Regions from separate parts of the Homo sapiens genome. Here region 1 is linked to region 2. A link is a contact called in ENCODE Hi-C or POLR2A ChIA-PET data. All regions are on one chromosome and are shown on one strand. Each heading gives the region's core, a stretch centred on a gene start or an enhancer-like site at or near the end of the contact. The rest is flanking DNA. Distances are from core to core; before and after follow the strand shown.

Region 1 (6,465 bases), core at 3,966-6,465, 35 kb before region 2:
TGCCGCCTAGGCTGAAGATACGCCATTCTTACAATCAGAACGATTCTGTACAACTTGCTTTTACCTGTCTCTGTCCTGGGAAGTCCTGGGAAATGGTGGTGGGGAGGGAGTGCTGGACTAGGAGGGGGCTCAGCTGAGGAAGTCGCCTGGACCCTGGGGTCTGAGTAAATGGGTCAGGCCTCCTCACAGCCCTCAGAGGCCCTGGCAGGATGCTAAGGGAGCCGTGGCACCGTCCGTCAGCTTCCGCCGGCACAGCAGCCTCTGCAGTGGGCAGGAGGCCAGGGCGGGGGCGGCAGGAGGCTGAGGCCAGGCTGGCTGCCGAGGAAGCAGCGCTGCAGAAGGACAGGCCAGAGGCTTTAGGCTCTGAAGGAGTCCTTGGGGGGCGAGGACTGCTCTGGAGCCAATGTACACATGGCCCCAGGGGCCTGTCTTCTAGGCTAACAGTCAGTGAGGCAGCCTGAACCCGGCTCACCCACCCAGGCCCTCTGAGAGCCCTATTCTAGATGACATGGGGCCAACAGGGCTGAGCCTCCAGGATGGAGATGTCGCCCTCCTGCGCTCATGACCCAGAAGAGGGCAGAGGGACAGCACCCCAGAGGTATCAGCAGGTGCTAAGCCACAGTGAAGGCCTAGGCTGGGCCAGGCTGGGTCTGTAATTTTTGGTAACAAGCCCTTCCCTGTCATAATCCCCTCTGTTCTCCTGGGCATCCCACTCCTCCTGCTCTCTCTCTCTCTCTCTCCAATCCCTTTCTCCTCTCTGAACCCACTCTCCCTCACTCTGCCCCCCAAACACCTTCCCTTCCCTTCCCCTCATCCGACTCTTCTCCATTCATCAAAAGCTGTTCTTGCATGGATGTGGTGGCTCACGCCACATTCTAGCACTTTTGGAAGCTGAAGCAACATAGTGAGACCCCATCTCTAAAAGAAATAATAATAATTGCTTGGTGTGGTGGTACATGCCTGCAGTCCTAGCTATTCGGGAGGCTGAGGCGGGAGGATCACTAGATTCCAGGAGGTCAAGGCTGCAGTGAGCCGTGATTGTGCCACTGCACTCCAGCCTGAGCAACAGATTGAGCCCCTCTCTCAAAAAAATTTAAAAAATGGGTTTTGACCAGATGACCCCCCACCCACGAAGGCCCTGTCAGTCCCAAGATTTAAACATATCTCTGTCCTATAAATCTGTATGTCAGGAAGCCTGCAGTTCCATCATTAGAGGTTGAAGTCACCTCCAGTGTTTCAAGCTTTGATTTATTGGAGCTGAGATTTCAAATTCACCTGTCCCAAGTCACTTACAGACTTGGGTCTTAATTAAAGGGGGAAAATAGGGCTTAGACAGGCCCAGTGGCCCATCTACAGATCCCAGGACTCTTTGGCTGAACCAAGGTTAGAGTCCTTTCTGGCCCAGAATTTGAGGTGAGCTGCAGGGACACTGAAGATGCCTTCCACACCCTCTCAGGGTTGTTCACCAGAGCCCAGGAGGCCCCCAAGGACCACAGGCATGGGACTAGGGAAGCAACAGAGGTGAGGTGATTGAGGCTTATTCATGGAATTTTGGGGAAAATAGGAGAGTTTGCAGCTGGTGTTGTAAAGAGAGGAGGCATGGCTGGGCGTGGTGGCTTACGCCTGTAATCCTAACACTTGGGGAGGCTGAGGCAGGCGGATCACCTGAGGTCAGGAGATTGAGAGCAGCTTGGCCAACATCACAAAACCCCATCTCTACTAAAAATATAAAAATTAGCCAGGTGTGGTGGCACATGCCTGTAGTCCCAGCTACTTGGGAGGCTGAGGCAGGAGAATCATTTGAACCCAGGAGGCAGAGGTTGCAGTGAGCTGAGATTGCACCACTGCACTCCAGCCTGGGTGACAGAGAGAGACTCTGTCTCAAAAGAAAACAAAACAAAAGAGAGAGAGAGAGAGAGAGAAAGGAGGCAAGCCCTGCAGAGGCGCTGGGTCAGTGTGGAAATGAGTCTAGGCTGAATGGGAGGGACTGCAAGAAATGGAGGTGAATTTCCTTCTCAGTTCCAACACCTTGGCTCAGTGAAGGAGTTGCGGAGGGGAGCGGATCAGAGATGGGGGAGGGTTCAATGAGGAGAGAGGGGATCAAGAGGGGGAACTCACTGAGGGGCAGGAGGCTGAGTGAGGAGAAAGGAGCTGGGAGAAGCGATGTTCAGAGGAGAATAGCTTTCTTTTTATAATTTTTTGTAGAGATGGGGTCTCACTATGTTGCCCAGGCTGGTCTTGAACTCCAGGCCTCAAGGGATCCTCCTGCCTTGGCCTCCCAAAGTGTTAGGATTACAAGTGTGAGCCACTGCACCTGGCATTAAACCCCATCATTTTAGGGTTGGGGACACTGAGGCCAAGAGGTGGGAAGGGACCCCTTCAAGGTCATACAGGGAGCCAGGATCAGAGATAGGGCCAGAAAGAAGGTCCTTGGACTCATGTTCAAGAGTCCTTCAGTTGCCTTCACCATGTGCCACCCACCTCTCCAACACTCACTGGCCTACAGTGCCTGGATTGATTCTCGCCCTGGGGAGCCTGGAGAATCGGGGGCAGAGTGGTGTTGTGGAAGTCATCCTGGGGTCCTGAGGCAGTGGGGTTGGGTTGCACCAAGACCTTGCTCTGTGACTTTGGGAAAGTCCCATCACACCTTCAGGCCTTGTTTTTCTCCTATGTGAAAGGGAGACAGCAGCACCTTTGGGTCCAGGTTATGTGAGGATGAGATGAGATCATGTATACGAAGTTACAGGACCATGGGCAGAGGCTCAGTGTATGTGTAGGAGTGAAGAAAGAGGGGCTGGGCTTCTCTAACCTCCCCATTGGTGCCCCTGGAAGGCTTCTGAGACAGGAAGAGCTATGATTTTGTCCCTGGGGGACAATAAAATATGGGCAGAGGAGGGAGAAAAGTCAGGAAGGGAGGCTGACCCCAGCAGCGCTAGTAGCTGCTCCTGGCCATGGACCATCTCAGGAGGTGAGGGTGAACCACTAAGAAAGGAAGGAGCAGTCACTGGCTGGCAGAGGTCAGCAAGAGGTTGGGAGGCAGAGGAGGTGCAGAACGGGTGCAGCAGTGAGCAGATGGGACTGTCAGACCCAGACCCCCCCTTTGGCAGGTGTGACGGGGTAGAGGCACCCCGCTGGCCGGTTCAAGGCACATTCTACCTCTAAGTATCCCAGTGACCTTGTGGGAGTCACCTCCTTACTGCACTGTATGCCCTCACCCACCTGCCTCAGGCTCCCCACCTGTAAAGCTGGCATCATAAATCAAGACACTGGCATTGAACTGGGCCTTGATACTCAGAGGATGGGACAGGTCATCAGTAACTCTCCTGCCTCCAGGAGGACAGCGCGAGTGGCTTCATGACCTTGGGAAAGTCACTCAAGCTTCATTTCTCAGCTATGAAATAGGGACAATGATGCCTTCCTCATGAAGCTTCTGTGAGGATTAGCTGAGTCAACCGTTGCATTGTGCCCAGCATGGAGCTGGGCATGAGGCTCTCAACCACTGTTCATCTCCTCTGGGAACAGAAAAATGTGCTTCAAATATCACTGAACACTATTCCACATTTATCCAGCTCTTCTTTAAGAAATTCTTACTTGTCTCCTATTTACTAACACTCACCCAGCATTTTATACCGTAAAAGTAGTCTCCCATCTCCTTATCCAGATTATTTCTTTCAACAGCAAAGTAGACATTGCTAACACTACACCTGTTTTACAGATTGAAAACAGACTCAGAAAGGTCAATGGCTTACCTGAGGTCACATAACCTAGATTTGATCCCATGTCTTTCTGACATCAGAGTCCATGACTCCCAACCCACATACCCCTACCTCTTAAAACCCAGTTGACTCTTTAGTCAGTCTTCAAGAATACCTCCTCCACCCCACAGGAGAGTGGGATGGGGCATAAAGTTAAGGAACCAGAAAGCTACTGCTGTGTGGGAACAATTTCCTAGCCAGCTGGGTCCTATTTTTGACTGAGGAAGAAGCTGGCACAAACTGGGGCCATGACCTTAAGATGCTCCCTGGACAGAGGAACTTGTGCACGTCTCTCCGTCAAAGCCCAGCACCTGCCTTTTCTCTTGCCATGGGACAAAAGACCAGCTCAAGCCCCCGATGCTAGGGTGAGTGAGGTCTTAGGACAGCGAGAAGTTATGGCTGGGATAGGGCACAGGCATTGAAGTACCACGTCAGACCTTGGTACAACCTTCCCTTCCTCCCACTAAATCTCTCCCCACAATGGATCTGCTGTCAGGAGTAGGAACTGCAGGAGGCTTCAACACTGTCCAGGCAGGAGCCCTGGGAGGGAGGGGGAGGCGGAGGCAAGGCAGAGGCTGCGTCTTTTCTCAGCTCTCTTCTTTACCAGGAATTCACTCTGGCGCAGGTCTAACTCTGGGCTAGAAACTCTCTCTGGGCGTCCGTGGTTGGGGTGGGGGGTGTGCACAGAGAACCCCCTCCCAAATTCCTAGTAGCTATTTTCTCTTCTGTGTCCTCCATCCTCTTCCCAGTGCAAGAGTAAATGCCATCCTGTGAGACCCAGTTCTCCTTGCCAGCTCCTGCCTCCCTAGGGGCATTTGGGTAGCCGGGAAAGGGGCCAGGCTGTCCCCTGGGCCGGCACCTCCTGCTGGACAGAGGCCCAGCATCCAGGTGGGGGCCTGCTCCCTTCACCAGGGCCAGTGACCAGCATCTCCACAGGGTTACTGCATCGGTCCTCCCTTCCCTGGGGAGCAGGTCCTTCTCCTCAGTGGGACTGCGGTTGGGGGGCCTCCCTGGCACCCTCATGGACTAGGCCATGGTCATTTATGCCCAGGGGAGTCCTGCCCATGACCCCAAAGGTCTCCACTGTCTCCATCCCTCTCAGTGAAATGAATGTTCCTCATCTCTGCTCCCCGGGCGCCTGGCACCCCCGGACAGACGCCCTCGCCGACCTCCCACACTGCCCCTCTGCTCGGGGGAGCCTGCAGACCACGGGGGTGCTGGGGAGGCCCGAGCTTCCACCCAGCCCCAGCCCCTCGGGGATATGCCCCCGCCCCACAGGCGCTCTCACCTCACCGCTGACCGCCGCGATCTACCGGGCGCTGGGGCCAGGCCCTCGGGTCCCGCCGGTCCGGGCTGCCGCCTAGTCTGGGCTGAGTTGGGCAGGGCAGCTCCGCGGCCCCCACGGCCCCGCACCCTCTGCCTCCCCGCGGGTGCTGCCGCCGCTTGCTGAAATGCTGGACAGCGCACCGCCACCGAGGCGCCTCTCTGCTCGCCCGCCAGCCAGAGCGGCCCAGCCCCGCGCCCGCAGCGCCCTCCGCAGGCCTGGAGGAACGCCCGCAGCGGAGGCAACAGCCCGGGCGGCTGGGCCGGGCCGTCTCCCGGCCGGCTCCCCCTCCTCCCCGCCCCCTTCGCCCCCCTCCCCCCCTTCCCCTCGCCCCTCACCTCCCCACACCCCCGCCCCTATCCCCAGCCCCCGGGGACATCTGTTTCCCCCACTTGCGAGAGGAGGCATGTCAGCCCTGGAAGGCGCCTGGGGCAAGGGAGGTTATTAGTTTGGATCTGGGAAATGCAGTCGGTGTGCAGAGGCCTCGCCAGGACACTCTCTTCCCACCCAGTGTTAAAGAAGGCACCAGGGGCTGGGCGCGGTGGCTCACGCCTATAATCCCAGCACTTTGGGAGACTGAGGCGGGAGGATCACTTGAGGCCAGGAATTCGAGACCAGCCTGGCCAACATGGTGAAACCCAGTCTCTACTAAAAATACAAAAATTAGCCAGGCGTGGTCGCAGGCACCTGTAATCCCAACTACTCAGCTACTTGGGAGGCTGAGGCAGGAGAATCGCTTGAATCTGGGAGGCGGAGTTGCAGTGAGCCAAGATCGCACCATTGCACTCCAGACTGGGCGACAAGAGCAAGACTTAGGGTCAAAAATAAAATAAAATAAAATAAAATAAAAGGCACCAGGGAGGTGAGGTGGGAGGATCGCTGGAGCCCAGGAATTTGAGGCTGCAGTGACCTATGGTGGCGCCACTGCACTCCAGCCTGAATGACAGAGGCTGTCATTTTTTGACACCATCTCAAAAATTTAAAAAAAAAAAAAGGAGGGTGTAGTGTGAGAGACATCCTAATGGAGACAGGAGATTTTAAATTATTTTTTTAAATTTTAAAATTTTGGCTGGATGCAGTGGCTCACATCTGTAATCCTAACATTTTAGGAGGCTGAGGTGGGAAATCACTGAGCTCAGGAGTTTGAGACCAGCCAGGCCAACATGAGGAAACCCTGTCTCTATGAAAAATACAAAAATTTGCCAGATGTGGTGGCATGCATGCACCTGTGGTCCCAGCTACTTGGGAGGCTGAAGTGGGAGGAAGGCTTGAGCCTGAGAAGCGAAGGTTGCAGTGAACCAAGATTGCTCCATTGCACTCCATCCTAGGTGACAGAGCCTCAATTTGTCTCAAAAACAAAAACAAAACAAAAAAACAAAAACAACA
Region 2 (6,444 bases), core at 3,407-5,906:
CCACCACGCCAGGCTACTTTTTGTATTTTTAGTAGAGGCGGAGTTTCACCACGTTGGCCAAGACGGTCTGGATCTCTTGACCTCGTGATCCGCCCGCCTCGGCCTCCCAAAGTGCTGGGATTACAGGTGTGAGCCACCGCGCCTAGCCTATTTTCTTTTAATGAGAACCTCAGCCAGGCACAGTGGCTCAGCCCTGTTATCCCAGTCCTTTGGGAGGCCGAGGCAGGAGGATCACTTGAGGCCAGGAGTTCAAGACCATCCTGGACAACATAGTGAGACCTCTGTCTCCGTTAAAAAAAAAAAAAAAGAGGAGACCTCATTGAGGGTATATAGGAAATGAAACTAAGATATAATATATTTTGGCTTTGTAAATCAATGTTTTCACATATTGGTTTTGTTAGATTTATTTTTCCATCAGTGAAAACATTTTTTGAACACAAATTCCTTTTCCAGTTAAATAATTTGTAAGTAAAGTTTATTCAAATGTATGTTAAAACATTTAATATTTGTCTTCTGAAGTTTGTCTTTATGTACATCAAGATATTGGTTGTCTTGTCTTAAATGTATCATTGGATATCACATATTCTATTCGTTGTTTAATAAGGGTAATGCCCATCTAGGAATGAATAGTTTTTTAAAATCAAAAACAAGACAAATGACACACTCCACGTGGCAGGTAAAAGGTTAATGAGCTTCACATATAAAGAACTTCTTCAAATAAATAAAGAAAAAACATTTAGGCCGGGAGCGTTGGCTCACGCCTGTAATTCCAGCACTTCAGGAGGCCAAGGTGGGTGATCACTTGAGGTCAAGAGTCTGAGACTAGCCTAGTAACATGGTGAAACCCTGTCTCTACTAAAAATACAAAAAAAATTAGCTCGGCCGGGCTTGGTGGCTCACACCTGTAATCCCAGCACTTTGGGAGGCCGAGGCGGGTGGATCATGAGGTCAGGAGATCAAGACCATCCTGGCTAACACGGTGAAACCCTGTCTTTACTAAAAAATACAAAAAATTAGCCAGGTGTAGTGGCGGGCACCTGTAGTCCCAGTTACTCGGGAGGCTGAGGCAGGAGAATGGCATGAACCCAGGAGGCAGAGCTTGCAGTGAGCCGAGATTGCACCTCTGCACTCCAGCCTGGGTGACAGAGTGACTCCGTCTCAAAAAAAAAAAAAAATTAGCTCGACATGGTGGCTCATGCTTGTAATCCCAGCTACTAGGGAGGCTGAGGCAGCAGAATCGCTTCAACTCGTGAGGCAGAGGTTGCAGTGAGCAGAGATCGCACCAGTGCACTCTAGCCTGGGTGACAAGAATGAAGCTCCGTCTCAAAAAAAAAAAAAGGAAAGAATATTTGACATGAAAATGAAAGGTATTTTTTATAATATAGTCAATACATTAGGTGAAAGAGCAGATTACACGACAGTATATATAGTGTGTTTATATTTTGAGAAAATATATATTTTGAATATTGGAATTATATACACCCAACTAGTAATGTTATCCATTGATTCATGGAATTACAAGTGACTTTTTTTTTTGCTTGTCCCTATTTTCCAATTTTTCTACAGTGACCGTACTTGCAATAATTAAACATAGTATGGTCATTTAAAATATGTGCCCAAATTCTCTGATACCCTCTTCAACGGCAGAGCCCAGTCCCTATCCCCTTGAATGTGAGCTGGGTTACGTGATTCCCTTCTGACAGATAGGAAAAAGCAAAAGTGATGGCTTGCAACTTTGCAAACTACATCATAAAAGGTACTGTGGCTTCCTCCTTGCTCACTCTTTGATTACTCACTTGGGAAAGCCAGCTGTCACACCATGACACCTAAGCAGCCTGTAGAGAGGCTCATGTAACAGGAACTGAGGCCTCCTGTCAGCAGTCACATGAGGGAGCCATCTTGGAAACAGGCTTTAGGTGACTGCAGTCTCAGTGGACAGCTTGAGTGCAATGTCATGAGACACCCTGAGCCCAAATGACCCAGCTATGCCACTCCTGAATTCCTGACCCACAGAAATGGAGATCCTAAGTAAGTATTTTATTTATTTATTTATTTATTTATTTATTTATTTATTTTTGAGACAGAGTCTCACTCTGTCACCCAGGCTGGAGTGCGGTGTTGTGATCTTGGCTCACTGTAACCTCTTCCTCCCGGGCTCAAGTGATTCTCCCCCATCAGCCTCCTGAGTAGCTGGGACCACAGGTGTGCACCACCACGCCTGGCTAATGTTTGCATTTTCTGTAGGGATGGAGTCTTACTATGTTGCCCAGGCTGATCTTAAACTGCTGGACTCAAGCCATCTGCCCACCTCGGCCTCCCAAAGTATTGGGATTACAGGCATGAGCCACTGTGCCTGGCCCTAAGTATTTATTTTAAGCCACTAGGTCTGGAGTAATTTGTTACATAGCAGCAGATAAATAATACACATATTTTCTATAGCGATCACATTTATAATTTAAATTGAATTAAAAAGGCTGGGAGCAGTGACTCATGCCTGTAATCCTAGCACTTCAGGAGGCTGAGGCTGGAAGATCGCTTGAAGCCCAGGAGTTTGAGACCAGCCTGGGCAATATGGCAAAACACCTTCTCTACAAAATACAAAAAAAAAAATTAGCTGGGTGTGGGCTGGACGCGGTGGCTCATGCCTGTAATCCCAGGACTTTGGGAGGCTGAGGCGGGCAGATCATGAGGTCAGGAGATCAAGACCATCCTGGCTAATACGGTGAAACCCTGTCTCTATTAAAAATACAAAAAATTTAGCCAGACGTGGTGACAGGCACCTGTAGTCCCAGCTACTCAGGAGGTGGAGGCAGGAGAATGGCATGAACCCAGGAGGCAGAGCTTGCAGTGAGCCGAGGTCACGCCACTGCACTCTAGCCTGGGCAACAGAGTGAGACTCTATCTCAAAAAACAAACAAACAAACAAAAATTAGCCAGGTGTGCTGGCGTGTACCTGTAGTCCCAGATACTTGGAGACTATGGTGGGAGAATCACCTGAGTCAAGGAAGTCGAGGCTGCAGTGAGCTGTGACTGTGCCACTGTACTCCAGCCTGCATGACAGAGTGAGATTTTGCCTCAAAAAAAAATTTTTTTTTGGCTGGGCGCAGTGGCTCATGCATTTTGGGAGGCCGAGGCAGGTGGATCATGAGGTCAAGAGATCAAGACCATCCTGGCCAACATGGCGAAACCCTGTCTCTACTAAAAATACAAAAATTAGCTGGGCATGGTGGCATGTGCCTGTAGTCCCAGCTACTCGAGAGGCTGAGGCAGGAGAATCACTTGAACCCAGGAGGCGGAGGTGGCAGTGAGCCGAGATCATGCCACTGCACTCCAGCTCAAAAAATATATATATTTTTTTAATTAACAAGTTCTAGTATCTAAAATGAGCAAAATCGTCACGTGTGGTGGATCACACCTGTAATCCCAGCAATTTGGGATGCCAAGGCATGTGGATCATCTGAGGTCAGGAGTTCAAGACCAGGCTGCAGTGAGCCAAGATTGCACCACTGCACTCCAGCTGGGGAGACAGAGTGAGACTCCATCTCAAAAAAAAAAAAAAAAAAAAAAAAAGTAAATATGCATTTGAAAAGAACAGCATCAGCCAGGTACAGTGGCTCACGCCTGTAATCCCAGCACTTTGGGAGGCCGAGGGTAGAGGATAGCTGAGCCCAGGAGTTTGAGACCACCCTGGGCAACATGGTGAAACCCTGTCTCTACAAAAAATACAAAAATTAGCCAACTGTGGTAGTAAACACCTGCAGTCTCAGCTACTTGGGAGGCTGGGGAAAGGATTGCTTGAGTCTGGGAGGTCGAGGCTGCAGTGAGCCATGATTGCGCCACCTCACTCCAGCCTGGGCAACAGAGCAAGACCCTCTCTCAAAAAAGAAAAAAAAACATGCAAAAAGAAAACAAAACAGAACAGCGTCATTTCCTTATCATTAGTTTGAAGGAAGGGAATCACTGGCAAAAGTTTCCATTTTCTTTTTTTTGAGATGGAGTCTCACTCTGTCGCCCAGGCTGGAGTGCAATGGCGCGATCTCGGCTCACTGCAAGCTCTGCCTCCCGGGTTCACACCATTCTCCTGCCTCAGCCTCCTGAGTAGCTGGGACTACAGGCGCCCACCACGACGCCCAGCTAATTTTTTGTATTTTTGTAGAGACCGAATTTCACCATGTTGCTCAAGCTAGTCTGGAACGCCTGAGCTCAAGGGATCTGCCCACCTCGGCCTCCCAAAGTGCTAGGATTAAGGGCGTGAGTTACCAGGCCGGCCCAATTACTTTCTTCAGTCTGAGCATGAGCACTGGAAGAAAAGCTCTCACTCACATGTAATTTTTTTTAGAGACATGGTCTCCCTCTGTCACCCAGGCTGAAGTGCAGTGGCGTAATCTCAGCTCACGGTAACCTCAACCTCCCGGGCTCCAAATATATATATATATATATATATATATATATATATATTTTTTTTTTTTTAGTTGGAGTCTCGGTCTGTCGCCCAGGCTGGAGTGCAGTGGCGCGATCTCGGCTCACTGCAGCCGCCGCCCCCCGGGTTCAAGCAATTCTCTGCCTCTGCCTCAGCCTCCCGAATAGCTGGTATTACATGTGCCCGCCACCACGCCCGGCTAATTTTTTATTTTTAGTATAGACGGCATTCACCATGCTGGCCAGGATGGTCTTGAATTTCCGACCTCGTGATCCACCTGTCTCGGCCTCCCAAAGTGCTGGGATTAAAGGCGTGAGCCACCGTGCCCGGCCCGATCGCTTATATTTTTAAAGAGATGTTTTCTTGGTTTCCTAGCCCCTCGTACCCCCTACAAAGTTCCAAAGGCTTTGATGTTGTTGCAAAGGCCATGAGAGGTCAAGCCGAGGGGTGCAGCTCCCTAATGCGGTGTAGCCTCAGACGGGGCCGATCCTGCCCAGAATGAGCGGCGCCGGGCGGTGGGGGACGCTGCCGGTGTCCCCGGGACCTGGCTGGGGGAGGAGTTGGGGGGGCGCACCTACACAGGCTCAGGTGACGCGAGTGTGCGGCAAGGGCTGTAGCCGGAGCTAGCGGGCTTGTGGTGGCCACTGAGGAGCTTCTGCCCGACAGTGCCCTCCGGGCCACAGCCGCTTGGTGCGCAGCGCCTACTCGCTCAGCGTCAGGCCCTTGCTGCGCCCTACGCCGCAGGCTGGGAAGTCGCGCAGGTAGCAGTAGTACAGGCAGTGGTAAAGCTCGTCCTTGTAGCTTATTGGTGTCGGCGGCCGAGTCGGAGCCTGCGGACACTAACCCGCCGCCTACTGACACTGACCGGCAGTCTGTGGCCACGCGTCTGCGCATGCGCTCTCCTGGAATACCCAGCCGCCGCGCCTCGAGTTCCGATTGGTTCTACAGAAGGGGCGCGCCTCCGCTGACGTCACAGGCGCGGGCCTTCCGGCGACGTAATAGCGCCGGCCTTCGGCGATGTCACAGTGACGCTACAGTGCCTGGAGCTGGGCTGTTTTCTCCTCGGTTTGGAGCCTGGTGACCGTGACTTCCCCGCCATGTTCTGTGTGTTGCTGGCTGGAGAAGGGTAGTTGACAAACTCCGACCCAGCACAGTGTTTCTGTGGGTCAAAACTAGAAAACTATGTCCGGGCTCCGCCGAGGCGGAAGGATCCCTTCAGGCCAGGAGTTAAAGAGCGGCCTGGGCAACATGGCGCGACTCCATCTCTGTAGTCCCTCCTCAGCTTCCCAGATACTTGAACCCCAAGGTTCAAGGCTGCAATGAGCTATGATCCCATCACAGCACTCTATCCTGCGAGACTGAAGTAAACCTTGTCTAAAAAAATAAACTATCCAAGTGTGCAACAGGGAGGGACCGCTTAAAGAAAACATGGTAATTGTATGTTCAAATACTTTTAACAAGTGCAAAATGTATAGGCTTAAATAAATAGGGCTGGCCGGGCGCGTTGGCTCACGCCTGTAATTCCAACATTTTGTGTGCCCGAGGCATTCCGATCACTTGAAGTCAGGAACTCGAGACCAGCCTGGCCAATATGGTGAAACCCCATCTCTACTAAAAATATAAAAATTAGGCCAGGCACCTTGCATCGTTTCAGGAGGCTCGCACCTCCCTAAGGGCCCGTTAATTGAACCCCTCGGACCTGAGGGTGAGAAACCTTGGCTTAGTTCTTCCCAGGGTGATCAGCCCAGGGGTAAGAGAGGAGAGGCCAGAAAGCAGGACCCATGAGAAGGGCCCCCTCCTGGAGTTTGAGGCCCATTCCTTCCTGCCCCTGCGTCTCCTCGGTCCAGGACTCCTCCCTGCTCTGCCCCACTCCTGGGGCCATGGCCACGGGGGGCTGCTTTTGGGTACAGGCCCCAGCGGCAACCCTGGGCCCAAAGTGGGCAGGCTCACCTGGAGGGGATCAGAGTAAAATGGCAAGAAGCGAGGGGAAAAGCCGCCCTGGAAGCGCGCCTCTCTGCCCCCTG

What was found. Hi-C counts contacts between places; a loop is a spot of excess contacts on that map. ChIA-PET counts read pairs that join two places held with the same protein, here RNA polymerase II (POLR2A). Pooled maps may share reads with other maps.
Region 1: a map of CD4-positive, alpha-beta memory T cell shows a loop between it and region 2 (14-fold over the local background). The contact joins the promoter of SRRM3 here to the enhancer-like site in region 2. A Hi-C loop is called at or near these places in 6 of 168 maps with a recorded cell type or tissue (CD4-positive, alpha-beta memory T cell, breast epithelium, chondrocyte and 3 more), 5 of 37 single-sample maps with no recorded cell type and 12 of 50 pooled maps. POLR2A ChIA-PET finds 5 or more read pairs at or near these places in 11 of 52 experiments (A673, BJ, HEK293 and 6 more).

The regions. Positions count from the first base shown.
Region 1 is chr7:76,200,646-76,207,110 of GRCh38, reverse strand. SRRM3 (serine/arginine repetitive matrix 3) reads right to left here and starts at 5,215. Exons shown (of 15, transcript NM_001110199.3): 1 at 5,044-5,215. RefSeq lists a silencer at 5,129-5,368.
Region 2 is chr7:76,165,568-76,172,011 of GRCh38, reverse strand. No RefSeq gene overlaps it. Among named protein-coding and RNA genes, the nearest start is that of SRRM3, 33 kb to the left of the region's middle. Within about 2 kb of position 4,656, at least 2 of the 41 ENCODE cell types and tissues checked have a DNase peak (open chromatin) inside an H3K27ac peak, as active enhancers do; they include dorsolateral prefrontal cortex, where a contact is called at or near this core.